2 separate regions of the Mus musculus genome follow, and region 1 is linked to region 2. The links are chromatin loops, found by intact Hi-C in ENCODE. Cell type or tissue: left cerebral cortex. All regions are shown on one strand. Each heading gives the region's core, and the rest is flanking DNA. Links, peaks and the distances in the headings are about the cores only. Region 1 has its middle 110 kb from the start of Gm41205. Region 2 has its middle 65 kb from the start of 4930429C20Rik.

The links. A loop is a pair of places that touch in the nucleus more often than their neighbours do. Peaks named below come from ENCODE experiments on the same cell type or tissue, not always from the same donor. Only the 100,000 strongest peaks of a DNase experiment are listed, where the experiment ranks them.
Region 1: a loop joins it to region 2, with 3 times the contacts of the local background. A loop is called at or near these places in 6 of 42 quality-filtered maps.

What each region holds. Positions count from the first base shown.
Region 1 is chr14:72,293,772-72,304,677 of GRCm38, forward strand. No RefSeq gene overlaps it. Among named protein-coding and RNA genes, the nearest start is that of Gm41205, 110 kb to the left of the region's middle. In left cerebral cortex, for the core only: a CTCF peak has its summit at 6,463 (motif pointing left); a DNase peak (open chromatin) is centred at 6,450.
Region 2 is chr14:71,480,675-71,491,580 of GRCm38, forward strand. No RefSeq gene overlaps it. Among named protein-coding and RNA genes, the nearest start is that of 4930429C20Rik, 65 kb to the left of the region's middle. In left cerebral cortex, for the core only: no CTCF peak of the experiment used is centred there; DNase peaks (open chromatin) are centred at 5,756, 6,108 and 6,461.

The DNA.
Region 1 (10,906 bases), core at 5,513-8,012, 810 kb after region 2:
AAGAGGAGCTAAGGACCCTGGAGGGTGGCAATGTCGACATCTGCTCTTCTATGAGAGGTGGCCTTGCAGCCACTACGACTTACCCCATGAGCCAAAACAAACACCTACATCAGACCACACCTACATTTTCATTACAGGCCTCTTGCTCAACACCTTATCCTGGACCTGCCTTTCAGAGATTTACTATTTTGTATGTTAGACTATTGCCATCTAGTGGCCATCCATAATAGTTTCAACCCTCCCCCCCCCCCTTTTTGGTATGTTTTCTATGCATATGAGCATTTTGCCTGTATGATGTGCACCACACGTGTGCCTGCCTCCCTCAGAAGTTATAATAGGGCATCAGATTCTTTGAAAAGTTACTAACAGTTGTGAGCCATCATATGTGGCCTGAGTCTCAAACCCAGGTCCTCTGCAAGAGCACTAAGCGCTCGGAGCCTACACCCTTGTCTCAAAGGGAGCCATCTCTACACCCTTGTCTCGAAGCCGCATAAATGCCCACTTGTACCAGGCGTGGTGGCGCATGCCTTAATCCCAGCACTCTGGAGGCAGAGGCAGGAGGATCTCTGAGTTCAAGGCCTGATCTTTAAATGGGGTTTTCAGGACAGCCAGGACTACCCAGAGAACCCCTGTCTTGAAAACCCAAACCAAACAAACAAAATCAAGTGACCGCGGCAGAGAGATTCCCTGTTCTCAGTCACGGACTTGAGTGCACTGACTTCACTCTCAGTAACACCCTGGGTGAAAGAGTTTCTGAAGAGCTCAAGAACAAGAACGGAAAGCATGGAGGGAAGAAAAACAAGGAAGAAGGGAGGGATGGGAGCCAGGGAATCTTGCAAACCCTAAATCTGTAGCTACAAAGGGATGTAGAAAACCTCGGCTGAAGGAAGGAAGAAGGAAGAGCAAAGGGAGTCTCGCAAACCAGGGATGAGGAAGTGGAGCAGGTGGCCTGAGGGGGAGAAAGGCAAGCCTGGGGTGGGTAGACAGTGCAGATGCACCAAAGCTGAGCTTGACCCTAGCTTGAACCATGGAATTCCATTCTCTTCCCAGAGACGCTGCCCCCTGCAGAGTCACCTGCTTCCTGAGATGGCAAATCATACCTCCCAGCTCCTTTCTCCATTTTCCAGTCACCGGAGCAGCTCTCAGTCGTCTGTGCTTTCTCACCAAGGCTGACAGCTAGGGTGACAGGTACCCTAGCAGCCTCGGAACAACCAATGGCTAAACTCCCAGTCCACCAACCTCTTCCCTTCACCCCTCTGCCCCAGGCTCTGTTTTCCATATTCTACCTTCAAGCTTCCAAGCTCCATTACAAAGAAATATTTTCTCCTTGGAGGAAACATCGTCTACCAGGGTGGTAACCTGCCTGTCTCTGATGCAACGCTGCCAGCCTCTGTGCCCTACCCCGGAGGCCACTGCCTCCTGAGACTGTTAAGGTGATGAGGGGGGCTATTAAGCAAATTCATTATTGACTATTCCACATTAGATTCTATTTTTTTCCCCTTTGATGTCAACACAACTAATAAAAATGCACTTTATCTTAGTGGATTTATGGGCTCGTAAAGATGCTTTCATGTATCTCGGGGAATTGGGATTAAAAGAGAATTAAACATCTTCGCAGCAAACCTGCTCAGGTAGAGGGAGTCGTGGGAGGGACTGGAGTCGCGGGATGGGGGTGGGGCAGAGAACAGCGAGTCAAGGGCAAGAAATAAACCGAAGTAAAAACCTGGCAAAAATATGGCTTTAATATATTGTTAGAGAATAAAAACCTCATAAAAAGTTATCACCAGACACGAGGAGTGTGTAATGTCGCCCATTGTGATTCTGGGAAGGAACCTGCTGGGATCCGAGTGTCATTAAGTCTAAGTAAACCGGGAGCTGGCAGAGAAAGGTGCGCAGGGTGAGCATGGCAGAGCTACAGGAGAGGCAGCCTGTCAAAAGGCAAGGAACAATGGGACAGGAAACGCTGGTGTCTAAAGATCCCTGGTCCTGTCCTGCAAGGAGAGGCTAAAGAACTGATATATAGGCCTGGCTTGGGGCAACCACCCCAAGATTTCACAGGAAAACTTAAATCTCTGGTCTTAACTGGAGGGAGGGGGGCGGAACTGCCTCCTCCAGGACCCAATGCAACGGCTGAATAAACTAAAGCAAAAGTCTTTCTTGGTATTTTTTTTCTCTCCTCCCAAATCCTGGTCAAGTCTCCATTCCTGCAGCTTTTGCCATCTCCCCTCCCTCTGCTTCTCCCCAACCCTCATGCCCAGGTGCAAACTACTATTATCTGTCACCTAATCTAGCACAAATCCCATTCTCATTAGCATCCTCCAAACTCATTCTCTCTCTGCATGGCTGTGCTGGGAGGAGCTTCTAAAAATTCAAATCACAATATGGAGTTTCTCTCGCTTAAAGCTCTGCAGGGACCCCAAGATGAAGGAAGGGTGAAGTGCATAATGCTTAACCTGGTAGAGAGAGTAGACTCTAACTAGACCTACGCAGATGTATCCTCCCATGCCCACCCTTGCTTCTGTTCCCACTCCAGCACACAGAACCTGGGTTCTTCCCTTGCCTATGACTGGAAATCCAGACCCCTCCCTCTGCACAGTCAATTCCCTCAGTTTCAAAGCCTCATCTCAAATGTCACCTAGAGGAGTCCTGAGGGGCCGCCAACCAAACATTATCAAAGTTCTGACTCTCCTACCTAGCACATGTCACATCTTGGGTTCTGTATTTACTCATGCATTTAAATTTAATATCTGAGTCTCACACTAAACTATAACCTTTTGAGGGCAAAGAATGTGCCTATTTCTTATTCATTATATCCCCCAGGGCTTAACACCCTACCCAGCTGGCACTCAGCCTTTAATCAATATTGTTTCAGCAAAAGAAAAAGTCCTTAGATTTCTTTTAAATAGAAGTTTCTGTGTTTTGGATATGGGCTCCTGAAAAGGTCACGTGTGGTTTCCAATTTTAAGTAGTAGTGACTCTGGGAGTGGGGGTGGGGGTAACAAGGGGTTAAAAATTATAGGTGAAAACAATTATAGATGGAAGGTGAAGTAGATGAGTAGGTCATGGGGAACCACTCTCAGAAGATTATATTGTGAGTTAGTCGTCCACCCACTCACTCCCAAAATAAGGTGAATGGTCCCTGAGAGACCACATGAAGATAACTCCTGGGTTCTGCACACATTCACACACACAATGCACACACACACACACACACACACAATGCACACACACACACACACACACACACACACACACACACACCAAACAAATGCTACCAAACACACAGAGCAAGCCTGGTCCCTCCTCATTCTCTAGCTTCTTTGCTTACACAAACACACACACACACACACACACACACACACACACACACACGGTTCCACACATGGTATCCCATTCCACTTCTCTGACATGTTACATCCTAGACAAGATACTTGTGTTCGATGTTACCATCAGCCAAAGAACCTTCTTTCCTTTCTACATCGCCCAGTGTCAGGTGTCCTGTTATAGTAACATGGACGAAACTACTTCAGAGCTTCAGTGTTTCCATGACTAAAGGAGAAGGGAAATTTGGAAGGAGATACAAAAAGGTTTTCTGGATAAGCTGGAGGCTGGAAATATAGATGAGGTTGGGAAAACCAAGCACAAACTCCAGAGGTACAGTGGCCTGTTGTGGGGCCATCATTTATCACTTTGTTCCCTTCAGTACTTCAGTGTCAATAACCTGTAAGATTTAGGGGTCTGTGGGGTTGGAAAATGCTAGGTGAATGCCTACTCTCACAAGGTGAGAGTAGGAGGATTGCTAAGATGAGGGCAGAGAATCCAGAGATAAGAACAAGGTGTCACCCCCACATCCAGACCGAGCTCTGGAATCTGATCATGACTGCAGGAAAGCAGGTTGGCCATCTCCGCAGCCTTGCAAGGCCACCATCAGTGATTAGGTTATGATGGCTCTGGACCTGGACCACGAAATGGGACTGCTCAGACTTGGAGGAACCAACTGACCAGCTGATCTAATGACCCAGACATGAAAAAAAAAAAAAAAGCACCTCTCATTTTTTTATTTATACAGGGAACGTGCACAGACTTGTACCCAGAGCAGCCCATCCTGAGTGTCAGAGCTTGCCTGAGAGGCCTCTGTAATGATGCTAAGTTTGCCTAGCAGTGCACTGGCTTAGCTTTAGACCTTTATTAAACCTCTGGTGGCCTTGACTGCTCGGGACACCCCCTTCCAACAATACCAACTCCATTTCAAAGCGTCTTTCAGGTCACTCCTCTGTTTCACCTACTGGGTCTTTTATCCCTTACACCTCTGCTCGCCATTTAGCCAACAGATATTTGTGTTTGCGTATTTGAACATCTGTGGGTCAAACATTTCTCTGAGTGTCAAAGAAACAAACTAAAAGTCCCTGAAATTTTAGGGTCTAAGTGCTACACACAGACATACCCATATACACAAATACCCTCCACACAAATGGATGCTAAACTCCTCTTGGGAACATTAAAAATGCACTATATTGTGGGACATGGCAGTCCACATGTATGTAATCCCAACACTTAGGATTCAGAGGCAGGAGGATTGGGAATTCTAAGCTAACCGTAACTATGTAACAAATAACTTATCTCAGAAAACAAAGGGTTTTTGTTTTGTTTTGTTTTGTTTTAATTTTTAAATAGCCACTAACATATTCTTCCTTCCAAGCAGCAGAGTGGTACTTCTTAGATGCCTGATGTAAGGTCAGGCACCATGCTGAGCTGCTAGGTGCTGTTGGCACAGTAAATACAACATTCCCTGCCTGTGAGAGATGAAAGGTGAGAGATAAACACACATAAAAATAAACCACAAATAATAGGTATTGTGAAGAAAGCAGGTAGGACTACTAAGAAAGAATAAATAGAACCCAATTAAGGTCATGGCGTCTCTAAGGAAACCACATGTGGTGGTTTGAATATGCTTGGCCCATGGGAAATAGCACTATTAGGATATGTGGCTCTGATGGAATAGGTGTGGCCTTGTAGAAGAAAGAGTATCACTGTGTAGGTGGGCTTTGAGGTCTCCTAGTGTTCAAGCTCCATCCTGTGTGGAAGAGACCCTCCTGCTGGCTCCCTGCCTAAGCCAGTCTCCTGCTTTGGTCTTTTGATCAAGATGTGAAACTCTCAGCTTCCAGCCCCTAGTCTGCCTGGATGCTGCCATGCTTCCCACCATGTTTATAATGGATTGACCCTCTGAAACTGTAAGCCAGCCCCAATGAAATGTTTTCTTTTGTAAGAGTTGCCTTGGTCATGGTGTATCTTCACAGACACCATCTCCACCACCACCATAGACCAAGGCATCTCACCTTTTACTTAGCTGCTTAAGTGCAAAAGAACCCTAATGGAGAGACCACATTTCCAAAGATACCAGGAAGACATGGAAGGATGCAGAAGAACTGGTCTGTGGAAGGGTAGAGGAAAAATGCACACCCTTCCATACATACTGCAAAAAACCTTTCAGTAATAGAAAGATGGTCCACTGAAGAAGCCCGGTGTGGTTGAAGACAACTAGGGAGATATCAGTTAGCAATGAATTCACGAAGCACTCAAGGGCTGCATCTTAGAAAGCCTTCTGGGTCCAGATGAAGATTTTGCATTGTACTTAAATTCAACAAGCCAATACAACGTTTAAGACAGTGGCTGTGGAATGTTTGGTGCACTGGAGTAAGGATGGACAGATGCAGTGGAAAGACTTTCTCAGCCAAGTAAAAGGTGAGATGCCTTGGTCTATGGTTGTGGTGCAGATGGTGTCTGTTTGAAAATAAAACCACACAGCTTACACTGTGATAGAGGGGGTACTTCTATTGGCCTTCAACAGCTTTATTACCTGATATATATCAGTATTTTAGATGTCCATAAAATTTCTTCCTCCTGGGCACCTTCATCCAACTTGTAGCATTATGGATTCATTCTTTATCTTGTGCCCTGGGGTTCTTAGCAATAATTGCAGGGTCTTTTGAGTGAACTCTACCTTCGTTGCAAGTAATTTTGGTGCTTTGACAGACTGTCTTACATTTGAGCTTGGTGTTCTCTTATGGCCCCTGTGTTATTCAAACTTGATTTTGCTATGACAAATGTCTGGGGATAAACGGCTTACGAAGAGGAAAGATTTATTGGGTTCACGATTTTACCCCTTAGAAAGCTGGTTCCATGTTTCTGAGCTTCAGGTGCAACTGGGTATCATGGTGATGGGAGAACCTAGTGGAGGAAGCTGTTCACCTTAAATAGGGAGGCAACAGAGGATGAGAAAGAACACCACCACCACCACCACCACCACCACCATCACCACCAAATAAATAAATAAATAATAATAATAAAATTAAATAAAATTAAAAAACAACCACAAAACCCCACTTCTGGCTCCTCCACAGCCTCTATCTCCTGTTTTACTAATTTCTGAGAATGGCACCACCTGCTGGCAGCTACACATACTACACATGAACCTGTAGAGGAAGCTCTATTCTGATGCCTTAAGGAGTCGGGGTCTTGAGAAGGTATTCTAAAGAACAAGGTCAAAGGCAGGATGTACTGGATTCAGAAAAAGCAAACTGGATTCCTAGTACTAGCTCATTCTCAGAGTCCTTTATAATCTAGGACAAGATGTTTCCTGCTATTCATCATTATTAAGGACCTACCATGTGACAAGATGTCCCATGTAACCCCAAGGAAGTAATACATGACAAAGAAAACACCAGTCATGGTTAAATGAGAACTCTTCCCCCACAGACTCTGGTGTCAGAACACTTGGTCCCCAGCTGATGGCACTTGTCTTGAGATGTCGTGGAAACTTTGAATGGGTCTTATCGGGGAGACGGTACTAGGAGTGGCCCCTTGGAGGTTAAACCTACTTCCTGTTATCTCTATTTGGTGCCGTGAAGTAAGTAGAGCCTGGCCACACAATTCCTCCACTGTGAACCAACATCATGCCTTCCACACCAAGGTGTACTTGAACTCTGAACTAGTGAGGAGAATAAATGTTTCTCCTTTATAGTTTTGTCAGGTATTTTGTCACAGGAGTAAACTAATAGAGACCTTTGTGCTAAATTGCTTTGAGTGACTGAGTGTCTACTAGGTCTAGCTGTAGTAGCTTCAAGCTTGAGGAAGCAGGACAGCCTTGACCCAGGTCAGGATCTCAGGTCTCCCAGGAGCACTTATATGTACTAACTGTTCCTTGGCCTTGTCCTCGCCCCTCTCGCAGGAAGACAGTGGCTTTGAGGAAAATGTCTTGGCAATTGGCTCATGTGTGATTGATAAGTTTATGGTTCTGGGAGGCGTCTAGGCATCTGGGCATAGATCTCAATAATTAATCCTAGGAGGTCTTTAATGACAGAGGAGATTGTGCCATGTGAAAGTCGCTTTAATACTAAACAGCTTGTGTTATCTAACAAATGAGAACATTTCACACCCAATAAACGTCACTTTTGATAAGTGCCACCAGCGCTCATAAATCTGACAAATAACTCAGCAAGATGGCACACAGGCTCGTCCTTCCCTAGCTCATCCTTCACAGGGTTCCCTCCTCTTGCTGTGCTTTTAGGTAACAATGGGCCAGAGTCCTCTCCATCACCACATGAGCCCCAGGGCACAGGGTTAGGGAGGCTTACAGTCACTGCTCCATCACATGAAGGCCACACCACTTCCACAGGGAAGCTTTGTTTCAGGTGAATGTGGGTCATTCTCAGTCCCTGTGTAACAGATTCAAAGAGATTTTTTAAAGCTGTTTTCTTCTCATTTCCGTTATTCAGAAGCCATCAACAACAGATGAGAGTTGGCTTAAATGATAAAAGTCGTTCCCCGGCTCATCATCAAAAGCATTAGTGATTAAAAGGGAACTGCCAAGATGTACTCTGTCCCCTCTGGGCTGATGGTAGATCAACTCTATTTACTAATCGAGAACCTTCTTATCCTGTATATCACAGTCTCTCAGTACAAGTCTGTGCCTGGGTGACCATGGAGGATGGGAGAGTCTCGGCTCCATCGGGAAGGAATAAATACAAGAAAAACTGAAAACTGGCCTGTGTGAGTCCAAAACACACACACACACACACACACACACACACACACACACACACACGAAAAGCCAAAGCTATGCAGAGATAATGGAAAGAGTGGTTGTCAATATGTCTAATTGTATTCTAAATATCTATCCTATATACCTATATACCTATAGATAAATGTAGTTCTGGCCTCTCTTCAAGTAAGCTTCTTCGTGCAATAGATGGGGATTATTATAGAGTCAAAAATGCAGAAAATAAGTGACCCACAACTGATACATTTGCACTGCAATCATATAAGGCTCAGGGAAAAAATCTCAAAAGAAGGAACAAAAAGATTGCAAGAGCCAGAGAATCAGGACATCTGCTCCTAGATAGTGTCCCCTCAATCTTGACAGGGTATCTTACTAAGGTTTTTTTTGCTGTGATAAAACACCAAGACCAATGCAAGTTGAGGAGGAAAAGATTTATTTGGCTTACACTTCTACATCACTGTTTGTCATTGAAGGAATCAAGGACAGGAACTCAAATAAGGCAGGAACTTGGAGGCAGGATCTGATGCAAAAGCTATGGAGGGGTGCTGCTTAGTAGCTTGCTCCTCATGGCTTGCTTGGCCTGCTTTCATATAGACTCCAAGACCACCAGCCCAGGAGAGCACCATCTGCAATGACCTGAGCCCTTCCCCATTAATCACTAAATAATAATAATAATAATAATAATAATAATAATAATAATAATAATAATAATTGCCCTACAGACTTGCCCACAGCCCCATTGTATAGAAGCATTTTATCAATTGAGGTTTCCTCCTTTCCAGTGACTCTAGTTTGGGTTAAGTTGAGATCACACAGGGAGACATCATCCAGGAAATCTCACAAATCCCATTGTCTGAACAAGATCACTATAATGACCCATTAGTTGGCATGCCAACATAGACCTGGCCCCACGTCTAGATGAAGAGTTACATGAGGCCAATGGCTGTTAAGAAGGAATCAGTTTTCTCAAGGAATGAGTTCCTACGTAGGTTATCCAATCCTACAGAGTTAAGCCCTGAATAAATGTACTTGTGAGCAGTAAGAAACATAGTTAGCAGACTACCTATACATGCGTGCATACATGCATACATATGTATATACACACATACACATGTAAAAATATTAAAGAAGATATTATGAATCTAGAAGGAAGGGTGGAACATGGAAGGACATGGAGGAAGAACGGTTTGGGACTGGTATAAATATAGTGTTCACGTATCAAGTTCACAAAAAAGAAAAAAAAAGAAAAAGAAAAAAGCACTTGCCTGTGTTTGGAAGCACGGAGAGAGTGAGAGAAGGAATAGGAGGAAGGCAGGGCAGCTTCAGGAGCTGTGAAACTATTTTGTGTGATATAGATAATGGTGGATACGTTTAATAATGATGTATCAATATTGACTCATCATAGTGTCTTAGCTTTGAATTATATATGGTGTTATGAATAAAAACTTTGGTGGTACATGGAAACTCTGTGAAACCAAGAACAGCCATGACTTAATGTCCTTCATCTGTTCTGGGCTCAGCACCCACCTCATTAGGCATCTTCAGTCTTAGAAGAAGAATTAAGTCATGGTATTAGCAGAAGGAGGCAATAGTCTTTTACTTCATTCCTCCTCCTTTTTACTCTAAAGGGGAAGAGGAATGAGGTAGCTCCTGTTGTCAGAATAACAACGAGGGCATTTTCTGGCAGTCAGTTCATGAGCAAATGTGTCCTGTAATTGGAGCATCCGAGGTTCACTCGGCATCTGTGGTACAAATGTGCCTCCTCTCTATGTGTACAAATGTTAGCATAATTATTGCAACTAATATGATTGCAGCCCAGCCAACTTCTTCATTGGAAATTCAGCCTGAAAAGGGGCTTTGTGATCCATAGGATAGAGCAGAGCCCAGAGCAGCCTTGCAGTTTTATAGGACACCAGCACTATGGAAAAGGCCAGACCATAGTGTGTTGCTGCAGGCTCTGGTGATGCAGGGCTGCTCTATGGGCCCAGGACTCTTCCACCTTCTTCCAACCTGCTCAAGACTTTTAGAAAAACCTCCCATGGTACCATTGCCATGAACAGCCCACCATGACCCAGCCCTTTCCTCCCCTATCCTGCTTCAAAAGACTGGATTGTAGTGAGTTCCTGTCTCTCATGTCCCAGACCCTCCTCAGCCACCCCAAGAGCTGGCAACTCCTTTCTTTCTCCCCTCTGCCAGTTGTCACAAGACTAGTTGTCATGGGCCACACAGTCTTGAAGCACAAGCAACCATCTGTCTTGCAAAGTGGGAACTGGCTCAGATGACACTAGCCCCAGTGATAGTCTGGCACAGAATGTAGTGTTGGCTAGAAAGATATGAGAAACACCCTTAAAGGAAAAATGTGGGGCCAAAACTGTTATGTAACTCTGGGGCATGAGTCCTTGAGCTATTGGGAAAGTGAAGGGGTGTAAACTAAAATAGGGGCAGAGGAATGTCAAAGAAATTGGAAAAGTCCTTTCATCTAACCTTTGCCTGACACTGAGAAAAGACCATAGAAATGATTGTGCCATGGATTAAGGCACAGCAGTGCACACAAGTAATCCCAGCCCTGCTGAGGGAGAAGCAGAAGGATCCTGAGACTCTCTGACCAGGCAATCTAGCAGAATCAGTAAGGTTCAGGTTCAGTATCTCCCTCTCAAGGTTAAGCTAGAAAGAAACAAAGGAACATATCCAAAGTCAATCTCCAGCCTCCATGCACACGTGTGCTCATATATCTACACGTGCATGCACACATATGCACACATATACTATATATACAAATGTATATGTACATGATGTATATGTGTATGTGTATGTGTATGTGTATGTGTATGTGTATGTGTATGTGTA
Region 2 (10,906 bases), core at 4,599-7,098:
ATTCAAGATCAGAAGAATCAGTCAGCTGGCTTTCAGATTTATGAGCTAAATAGTGATGAATATCTTATAACAGTGGATACTTAGAATTGAATCTAGGGTTTCCTGTGTACTAGGCATGGATTCATTGTAATCTAATCCCAAGATCAGTGAAGTCTGATTGTTTTTAGGGCTCTAAGTTTGAGAGTTACTTATTGCCTTCCATTACTGTGGTAGGATATAAGGGATACCTACACTGATCAGGGTATGAGCTAAGCAGTAATTGTCAATGCTGTAGTCTTTATTAAATTAAAGGAATTTCCTTTCATTTTTATTTTTCTAAATGCTTTTTTTAACCACAGATATTATTCAGTTCTATTTTATTGTTCAGTTTTATTATGTTATATTTTATTATGTTATTTCTGAGAATGGATGCCACTTTGAGGCACTCTTGGCCCAGAACTTGCTATACAGCCCAGATGCCCTCCAAGCCACATCAATTCTTACATCTCAGTAGTGCATAGGATGCAGTTACAGGTGTGAACTACCACATCCAGCTTTGCTGAGATTATTTTAAGCTTTTCTAATTGATGAGGTATTTCATATTAATAGACATTCTTAGAATAGCTTGTCTTGGCCTTCCTACGATGAGTTATTCTTGGTAACAGTTATCATTCCTTGATGTAGTATTTAATCCCATATGCTAGTATTTTCCTTAGGAATTTAGAATCTTTATTTGTAAGAAAAGATTTGCTTATAGTTTCCTATTTTGATTCAACTTTTTCATTTTTGGTATAAGGCATATGTCAACTTTGTAAAATGACTCAATTAGCTTTTCATCTTTGTCAGTGCTGCCAATCAAGTTTTATAAAATAGAAATTATATCTAATATAGAAATACTAATAGAGTTCATTATTAAATCCATTTGATCAGTGAATCTTTCTAACACCTTTCAACTATTTATTTATCATTATTAATTAATTTATTTAATAGCCTCTGACTACTGGCTCTAAGATTTCCTTCTCATTTTGAATTTTTTATACAATTTAAATTCATCTTGTGATTATAACCAATAATGTATATTATATTTCATTCATTGTCAAAAACTGCTTTTCAATCATTGTGGAGCAAAGTCTGATATAATAATCAAATATCAAGATATTCACTTCAGCAGCTATAGCTCAATGTTAGACCCAAGTTTACATCGTAATGTGACCTAAGATTGCTGCATATAGAAGTGTGACTGATTATATGTGTGACTAACATATGTTCTAATTTTGGGAAGATAGGTAGTGGGAGTGCCTGACACTTGGTGGTAGTTTTTACTATTGTAGAAGATAGGCTAAGAGTCATGATGTGGACTCAAGAGTATTGGAATAGTGAATACTTTTGCATGATTTATGAACATAATATATGAGAATACTTGAATCTTTTAAAATCTTTTAAAAACCAGGTCACCATATTTATTGCCTTAAATTGTCATTAATATGGATTTGAGGTTCAATCAGTGTATTGGTCAGTGTTAATTGTCAAATTGTCAGAATCCAGAATAACATAAGATATAAACCACTGAACATTATGGTAAATGATGTGGGGAAAGCCATCTTTATTGTGGGCAGGATCATTCCCTGGACATGGGATGCTTGGGTTCTGGCATCTAGTTTTATTGACAACAACAGTATTTATTGAGTGCTTAACAAGTAAAGACACTGCTCTCAGCACTAAAATAATGTCCAATTTGCAGATCAAGAAAGGGAAATACAAAGGACTACATGACTGTTCCATGGTTACCAGTTTCTCATTGATGATACTGAGACTCATTTCCTAAGAGTTGGGAGCAGACTATATTGTCAGTCTGTCACAGTAATGCCTCTGACTCCCTCCGACTCTAGCCTTTCCATCTGTTTACCACAGGGCCTGGCTCAGAGCTGGCCTTCCAGCATTAGATAGTTCAGATTTACAAAAGGATAGAAAAAAATGAAGCAAGCCAGAAACCGAAGAGTAAAAACGGGATGAGGTCTCATGGAGTGAATTTATTACCCCCCCAAGTCAAGACTGATCTCAGCCATGCAAACAAAAATAATGGAATGTCTATCTCACATCACTGTTGGAAGGATTTTTCTCAATCAAGTCTGACACATACTTAATACCTAGTAAACACTTTTTGTCAATTGTACCGATGACCATAAGACTGAATTTCTGCCAGCTGCTGAGGTTCTATTGATGTCATTTTGCTTCTTGTTACTCAGTGTTCTCATTTGCCAGACAGGGGCAACCTCTTGGCTTTATGATCATGTGATATGTGGCCCACATTGGAAACTTAAAGATATGAGAATGCGGGTTAGAGGTCACTGACGAACAAAACCTTTGCTTAGGGTAGTTGAGGATGCTTCTTATGTCATGGAAGCAGCTTTTTATCCAACTCAGCTCCTTTCACTCACCTCAAGTACCCAGAGAGACAACATGACCTGGGGTGAAGTGGAGAGTAGTATCCATAGAAACATCCTCCATGTGCCTTCATGGTTCCTCAGGAATAGAACTGATGGACTGAACAGACATACAAAATTCAGGATGCTCAGTTAGATTTGAATCCTGAATAAACAATAATTGTTTAGTATAAACCTGTCCCATAAGACATTTAGAATAATTATTTGTCGTTCAAACTCAGTTCCCTGGTTTCCTGATGCTATAGCCACTCTCTCAGATAGAAAGGGGGCAGAGAATCTGCATTTGTTCAAGCTGTCGCTGGGAGTCAAACTCACAAATTCTAGGACCTCTGCTTTTGTTTCTCCTTGTTGGGAGCAAAGGACAGACTAGCTAAGTGATAGTATTTGTGTGCTATAAATTACGAAAAGAGGAACATTTCTTAATTTAATAAAGCAGTTATTATATCTTGAATACAGAACAATCAATTATCTAGCATAAATGTACCAGACTGTGGTTTAATGGAAATCTGTATCTACAACCTATTGTTGCTGTTGAGTTAGAAGTAAATATGTTCTAATAACCAACTGGTATTTATTTAATGTACAATAACACGCCTGCTAAGCTTAAATGAAATGCACAGTTAATTAAAACCATCTCTGTACCATGTCCTCTAGGGGAAAACACTTTACACACAATCTGACTTGGGAGCTTTTTTTTTTTTTTTTTCTTTTTTAACCTTCACTTTCACAACTGAGCCCCTGTTGGGAGATTTTAATATGATCTGTTTGGGGGGTTGTCTTGAAAATAGATTTGCTGGGCAATTTTCATCATGTTTATAGCCATAGAAATCCTATTTATTTATCTACTGTGGAGAAAGCTTCAGGGATCCCACAAAGCAAAAATCCCAGGTTGGCTCCCTAATCTAGCCACTTGTGGGTGGGGTCATATGTGAGTTTGTCTTCTGTTCCGGTATGAATCTGTAATTTTCCCCTACAAACTCACATGTTGAAGGTTTAGTTCAGCTGATGGCAGGCATATTTTGGGAGACTGTAGAAATTTTTGTGAAGTGGGTAGTAGCCAGAGAAGTCATGTGTCTGAGTGCTCACCATGGAAGCTTCTACTGGGTCTCCAGTTCTCTTCTTTCTCTGCCTCCTGGTAGGCCAGGAAGGAAAAAAACTTCCTCTCCCACATTTTGTCTTCCGTTTTTGTTTGTTTGTTTGTTTGTTTGTTTGTTTGTTTTAGAGACAGGGTTTCTCTGTATAGCCTTGGCTGTCCTGTAACTCACTCTGTAGACCAGGCTGGCCTCGAACTCAGAAATCCTCCTGCCTCTGCCTCCCAAGTGCTGGGATTAAAGGCCTGTGCCGTCATCACCCGGCTTTCCTTTCTTGTTTTACCCAAGTGCATGTGCCAAGCGATCATGGACTGAACTCTCTGAAAAACTATATCCCCAAACTAGACTATTCTTTGTTCTAAGTTGTTCATGTTGGGCATTCTGTCATAGTGACAAGGAAAATAACTTTAGACTCTTGCCAGCTTGCAGCTCAACCTTTGCTTGAGTCTGAGTTTCTACTGTGTGAAATAAATATAATCCCTTAGATTGTTTCCCAGCATGTCTAAGAGACCAGGCAGCCCAGAAAACCTAACTTAACCTTGACTTCATAAATGGGTCTTCCTGGTATGGTGGTGGTGTCCAGTGCTGTGTGAGTCCAGGTTTGAGGCTGTCAAGAAATGGCTTCAAAATATTTGGACACTTCTTTGTTACTCAAATTTTATTCGATTCCTGGGTGCTTATTGGACTCCAGCACACATTTGGTAGACAAACTCCCACCCCCATCTCTCTCACAGAGGCATACAGTTAAGTTTATTCAATTCAAGGAGGCTTTCCAAACCTCTGAATTTGTTCCCTTTCCTGCAAAGTGGGCATTGTGTCTTCCCTACAAATTACACAGTGACCGTGAAGTTCAAATGAGACAATGTATGCGCACACACTTTCAGAAGTCAGAAAAATTAACATATAAATGTATATTTCCCCAATTGCAACAGTTCATGAGCGCTCACATGGGATTTGCAGATTTGTTGAGTGCTGAGGATGGAGCGTGACAACCTGTGAGTGCCAGGGCAAGCTTGGTGGGCCGGGGAGAGATGAGTAGCTCGGCCTCCCAGAGGACTCCTGGGTTGAGAGCCAGCCAAACAATTAAAGCCTGATGTTCATGTAGGCTGTGGAGAATAGAAAGTACTTTTGAAGCCATGACCTCATCTGCTTCTTACAGCGTCCTTATGAAGATGACAGAGTAGGTAAGCTTTCTCTTCCCTATCTTATAATAAAAGAAACGGAACCTCAGAAAAGAGCAACATGGGGTGCGAAGTCATTCGGTGCTGTGGATGGAGGTAGTGGTTCTGAGTTAATAAAACCTGTTCTGTGATGCAGGGCTTAGCTGGTGAGGTTGGACTGAATTTCAGGGCCCCTTTCCTTTTCAGGATGCTCCTAGGCAGGATATAATCAAGACAGGATGAGCACATATGGTAGTCGGTAGGAAGGCTGATGAGGCCCAGCTGCCCCAAAGGAGGTCCTGGAGATTGCTGACCTTCTATGGAAGACTCCAGGCTTCCCTAATGCTGAGGTTGTGTCCATGCTGTTCTGAGTGGCCATGATAAAAAGTTAATATCCAATTTCAGTGGGAAGCCATAGCTAACTATAATTACTCGGGTGTGTTGATAGTAAGGGCTGATGCAATTATAATTCCAAGGTCATGGAGAAGTGCACTCAGCAAGAATTTGTACTAGAATGGTCCTTTTTCTTTGGTCTTTTAGAATTTTATGGCGTTTCCTGGGATTACCTTTCCCTTCTTCTTATTCTGGTGGACATTTAGAAATGGGGTTCAGGCTAAATGGGGAGCTATGGGTGTTTTTGTCTGTACTGGGGTTCACTGAGTTTTGATTTCCTTGTGCTAGTCTAGCTCATTTTGTTTCAGAGTAGCCTTAGGTCCTGGTTGCTTTATCCTGCCCTACTTTTTTTGATTTGCCATCCTAGAAATAAGGAGGAGAATGAAGGTGACTTCCAAATGTTCCATTGTGATTTGGAGGTCCACCCAGGAGATGCTATATCCAGGCCCTGGAGCAGCTGGCAGGGCTGTCTGGCCAGGAGCAACGGCTTGGGCTTCCCACAAAGTGACCATTAGCAACGTGTGGCCTTTAGAGTCATAATGATTGCACATGAACATCAAATGAAAACAATAGTTCTTAAATATCTCTAGCCACATTCACTTCAAGTGCCCAGTAGCTGCAGGAACGCCAAACTATCATTCGGCAGAGTGGAATGTCAAGTGTTTCCATGACTACAGAAAGTTATATTGGTTTAACACCGAAGATGGTCCTGAGAGGAAGTTGGCTGGTCATCGGGGACACCAGGAATGAAATCCCAGAGAAGAGAAATTTGAGATCCAGTCCTGCTTGGCCTATAATCTTGGACCTGTCAAAATCTTGTGACTTTGGGCGAGTCATTCAACCCTTCTAAACCTCGGAACAATGGAAATTCAACTATTCTGCTGGACAGCATACATTATCTGGGGCCAGTTATACTTGTGTTGCCTAATTTGTCTCCATTCCTGCACACAAAGGAAGCTGTCGCTTGTCTATTTCTCCCTACTTTCTTTTCTTCTTCCTACTCCACCTCCATGTTCCACCTGCCATCCTCCTAGCATGGCCAAATTTAGCAAATAAAAACACGGGCTTCGAGTTAAACTAGACTCTCACATAAGCAACAAATGGCTTTTATAGCACATGCGTGTCTCATTCAATATTTGGGACATATGTATATTTAAAATAGTTAGACTGAGAAGGAGGGGTTGGTACAAAGGGGAATAGTTTGGGTGCTTCTCTATTTTTATTGATGGATAGGTTATATAATCATTTTTCTACTGTGCAAGCTCCTTCCCATAATGCCTTTGATTAATCATATGCATACCCAATTATGTATGGGCATTATATGGTAAATAATTGATTGTCCCTGAAATGTTACTGGAGGATATAGTTTTGACTTACTGTGCAAGCACTTGAAACTAGTTCAGGCCAGATTGGCCCTTCTTTTCTTCTAGATACTTCTGCAGTGGTTTCCACTAACTGTGTCTGAAACCATTTGATTGTCTAGTAGCTAGCTTAATGTATTTGTATAAAAATATTTGGTAGAGGAGCAAAAAAAAAATGAAAAAAGTCAGGGGTCTCATGGAAGGGCTTTGTAGTCATGTCAGAGAAGTAACCAACTTGGGCAGAACACATTGCCACCATGGATTTCATCTCGGGCTTTGGGTTTTATAAGCATTAGCATATAACTATAATAGAAGAAACTCATTTTTTCAAATAAGGCATCATGTGGAGCCTTAGAATACTTGAAATATTAGAGGGATTCCAGTGCATGGCAGAAATGGGGAGGGATCAGAGATGGTCTGCTTGCCTGATCTTCAGGAAAATCCTTCAGAAAAGTTGAAGCCAGGTTCTATTATCCTCGAGTTGTTCAGAATTCAGTTCTCTCTGACTTGGTTTGCCCTGTGCATGCTCCAGGGCTTGGGTAAAACACAGCATCAGACAAAATGCAGAAGAAATGTTAGGTACTAGCTGCTCCCCTCTCCCTCCCTCCCTCCCTCCCTCCCTCCCTCCCTCCCTCCCTCCCTCCCTCCCTCCCTCAGCCCCGCCAGCTCCTTGGCAGAAGGCTGCAGATGTCACTGTGCCTGCTTTGCTTCACTGCCCCTTTCCTCATCTTGGACTGTAAACATCAAACTGATCTTTTGACAGGTTGTGACACACTCCAGGGCTGGAGGAATTTGTAGCTGTCAGAGAAGGCTGGCTGATAGTTCTGCTTCTCAGAACACTGCTGGGTGCATCTCTCTGTGTAGATGTCCCACCTCCATAGACAGGTGGTACCTGGAAACCTCAGTCCGTTTTTTCCTTCACTTGGGGCTGGACTTATCCTGGAGGGAGTGGAGGATGCAAAGGCTTTGTCGTAAATCACAGTTAGCAGCAGTTCCCTTTTAGGTTTTGTTAAATAGTACTTGTCCTCCCAGAAGAGAGTAGGAGCCAGTAGGATGGTAGTGTCAGATCTATGTATCTTTGGAGGATAATAAGGAGGGAGGTATTCTTCATAAACCATATCTTTCTGTTGCATAAGAGGCTTCCCTCAGTTCATTCCTTCCTGCATCTATTAGAAGATCGCTGAACTGGGGAGGGATAGGGGCCCTTTTGTAAGTAAGAAAATGAGACAGGGTTTAGATGAATTCTTAGTTAGTGGTAATTGTCTAAATGTTCAGAAACAGCTTTAAGGCAAGACCTGTGACACCAAAGGCTAAGGTACTTTTCAGGTTCTTATGTCTATCAGATATTATTATAACTGTTTCATACGTCAATTCACTTGTTTTCTTCACAAACAGCCAGAGATGCATGGATTAGTACTGTGCCAATTCCAGATGTTACAATTTGAGTGCAGAGTGTCCCTCACAGGCCTGCAATTGGAGTGCCACCTCCTCAGCTTGTAGCACTAATCTGAGAGGCTACAAAATCTTTAGGAGGAGGAGCCTAACAAGTGGGTCATGAGATGTGAACCTTTCTTTAGAAGTATCTCTGGCCTCACCTCCTGCCTTGCTCCGTTCATCCTGGGCTGCTGGAATATGAAAAGTCTCTGCTACATAGCCCTGTGGCCATAAGGGGATTTCTCTGAACTGCCTTTCCACCATGAATGATGAAACACAAGACCCAAAGTTTTATCACAGACATAAAAGTAACTAGTACCATAGAGAGGGTGATTTGGGGGCTCTGGAAGGTTAACCATTCCTCCAAGATCGTCACTGGGGAGAGACAAGGCTTTGGTCTGAATTCAGGTGACACGTCCCCAGTGACTGCTTCTCTAGCTCCGCATGCTCTGCCGAGTTGTCATGAGGTGAAAATGGACCAGCATTGATAAGCACTTAAAAAAGCATAAAATTATTATGCAAACACAAGGTATTTTATGGATGGCTTGCTCCATCCCCAGATACTGGGATGACAGTCAAATTTGACTTTTTAATTGAAGGCAAGCTTGTCAAAAGGAGGCAGGGAACTTAGGCCAAGCCGACTTTAATAACACCTGTGTTCTCTGACCCCTCTTGGAAGGATTTGTTTTCTATTCACTAAATTTCTGAGTCAGGGTGTTTTGAGAATTTTTCTGGGCATTTCCCCTACTCAAGCAGAGAGATAACGTGTGTGTGTGTGTGTGTGTGTGTGTGTGTGTGTGTGTGTGGCTGTCTTGGGACCACAGGCTCAGGTAGCCTGGGATATTTGACCTGGACATTTCCTTGTCTCAAGAAGACTCAGGCTACACCTGGAGTTGGTTTTCTCATTGATTCAATGGTCCCATAAACATGTTCAATGTACACTGGTGTTTCTGCACTCAGTGAGATAAGTGAACCATCCCATTGTGTGTGCAATCCTGATTCTAGAAGGTGGGATGTGATGGATGGGGTGGTGGAATTGTAGCTTGATTTTCTTTGACCTCTTTGGTCCCTGTGCTGGTTGATGTAATCACTTAGGAAATAAGCTTCTACACATACCTGTGAAGACCTATGCCCATCTGTAGGCATTGCTGTGGGGGGCTTAGATCAAGCAATACCCTCAAACTGCGAGGCAAAGAAACCCTTTCTTCATTAAGTTGCTTATGTCAGTGCACTCTGCCACAGAAAAATAATGACTGAGAAACAGAAAAAAGGACTGAGGCATTGCCAGTGGATTTGATCCTGAGTTATTCTTGCTGAATTTTTGGGTTTCTATGTCCTTGTCCATTTGACATCCCAGAGCCACTTCTAAAGTATTATTATAAGCCTATTGTTCTCAGACACAGTTCCCACCCACATCTTAGGATATCTTACCACACCTGCTTGCCAAGTTCTTCCTTGTTATGTGCCAATTAGTGTCACTACATACTTCAAAAGTGAGACTAACAACGGTGTGAATGAAGCAGAATGATGTTAACCCAAGAGGCCCGCTTCTCCCCGTGGTCCAGGTGTCACCCTCATTACTCTCTTGGTGTGAAATCCAAACACTTAGGATGAAATTTGTGAGGTCGTTGCTCTGGTTTGTCTGTTTCAAAGGAGCATTATTTTTTTGTTCTTTCCCTTTTCATTCCCTGGAATCCAGGCTAAAGGCTTTCAAGAAAACGCAAACCATAATCAAATGAATAGTAAGTCTTTTAATTCTTATAATAAAAACCCTACAAAAAAATTAGCTGCCACAAATTGAGCAGCCGCTTGTGACAGATGCTGTGCTGGGCACATTATAGCTCTCCTCTAGTTTTATGATGGAAAGTGGATCAGCATCTTAGGATTATGTAAGTGGGACACTTAAGAGGAAGAAGTCGATAATCTATGTTAAATGAGAATTCTGCCTTTCACACCTGATCACTAATTTTTTTCTCATTGCACCATGGGAAATCTCAATGAACCAGTGGGATCCACAGCAGACAGTTCCTGGGACAAATGAGCAATAGACCATGTGTAATTGGAGGACCCAAAGGATTTATGGAAACACTGTTAGAACCTTTACACACATCTAGTCCTAAGCATATATTAAAGTCAGCAAAGATGAATCGTGATCTTATCATTCATGATTCAGCTACAAGGGATCTGAAGGGGAAGAGACAGTTTCTAACATATGCCTTTGTTGCTTCCAATAAGGCCTTTATGGTTATGGGAGACACAATAAAAGAAATGCATAAGTGTTAAGTAGACATAAGATAAAGTTGCAGACATGTAAGGTAGATGAAATGTGCTAAAATATGGACCATTTTGATATCTAGATGAAATGATGGATCAAATTGTCCACACTCATTATAGTACTTGGCAATGCTTCTAGCCCCAATGTTACAAGCTATGAGAATACTGAAGCTTCCCTTCTTCTAAAATAATGTGTACTATTTAACCAGAGAGAATAGTCATTTCACTCCACAAACCAGTTTGTTACACATCATTGATGGATTATAGACTCAGCTCCTTAGACACATTCTAGGGAGTGATGTCCCTTTAAATGCTACTCCACTGTGTGCCTGTGCATAGTTACTGGGCTCCACAAACATGCTCTTCTTGAGCACGTCTGGGGTGTCATGGAAGGAAGAGGCTCTCAGACACCACCTGGCATCTTTAACATGGACTTAGGGTGGCTGATGAGCTCCACGGCTCATCCTTAATTAAGAAAGCAGCTAAAAACACCACAAGAGAACCCTGCCCAGAGCTGTGGAGCGCCTGCTTGCTAATGCTAAGTTGCTTGGGTTGATTGATACTTGTTTTGCGATTCCTTCCGTCAGCTTTCTCTGGTCCGGCCATCTGTTTTCTACTCCACAAGAGGCAAGTTGGCTCTGCTCCTCATCTGATTTGCGGCAGAAGTGACAAGATGGTGGCTAGGGGCTTAACCTGGGGAGCCTGGCAGTCATTTGCTGTTGGCATAGAATCTTCCCTAAGAGAATGCGAGTAGCTTTGTCTGGAGTGAC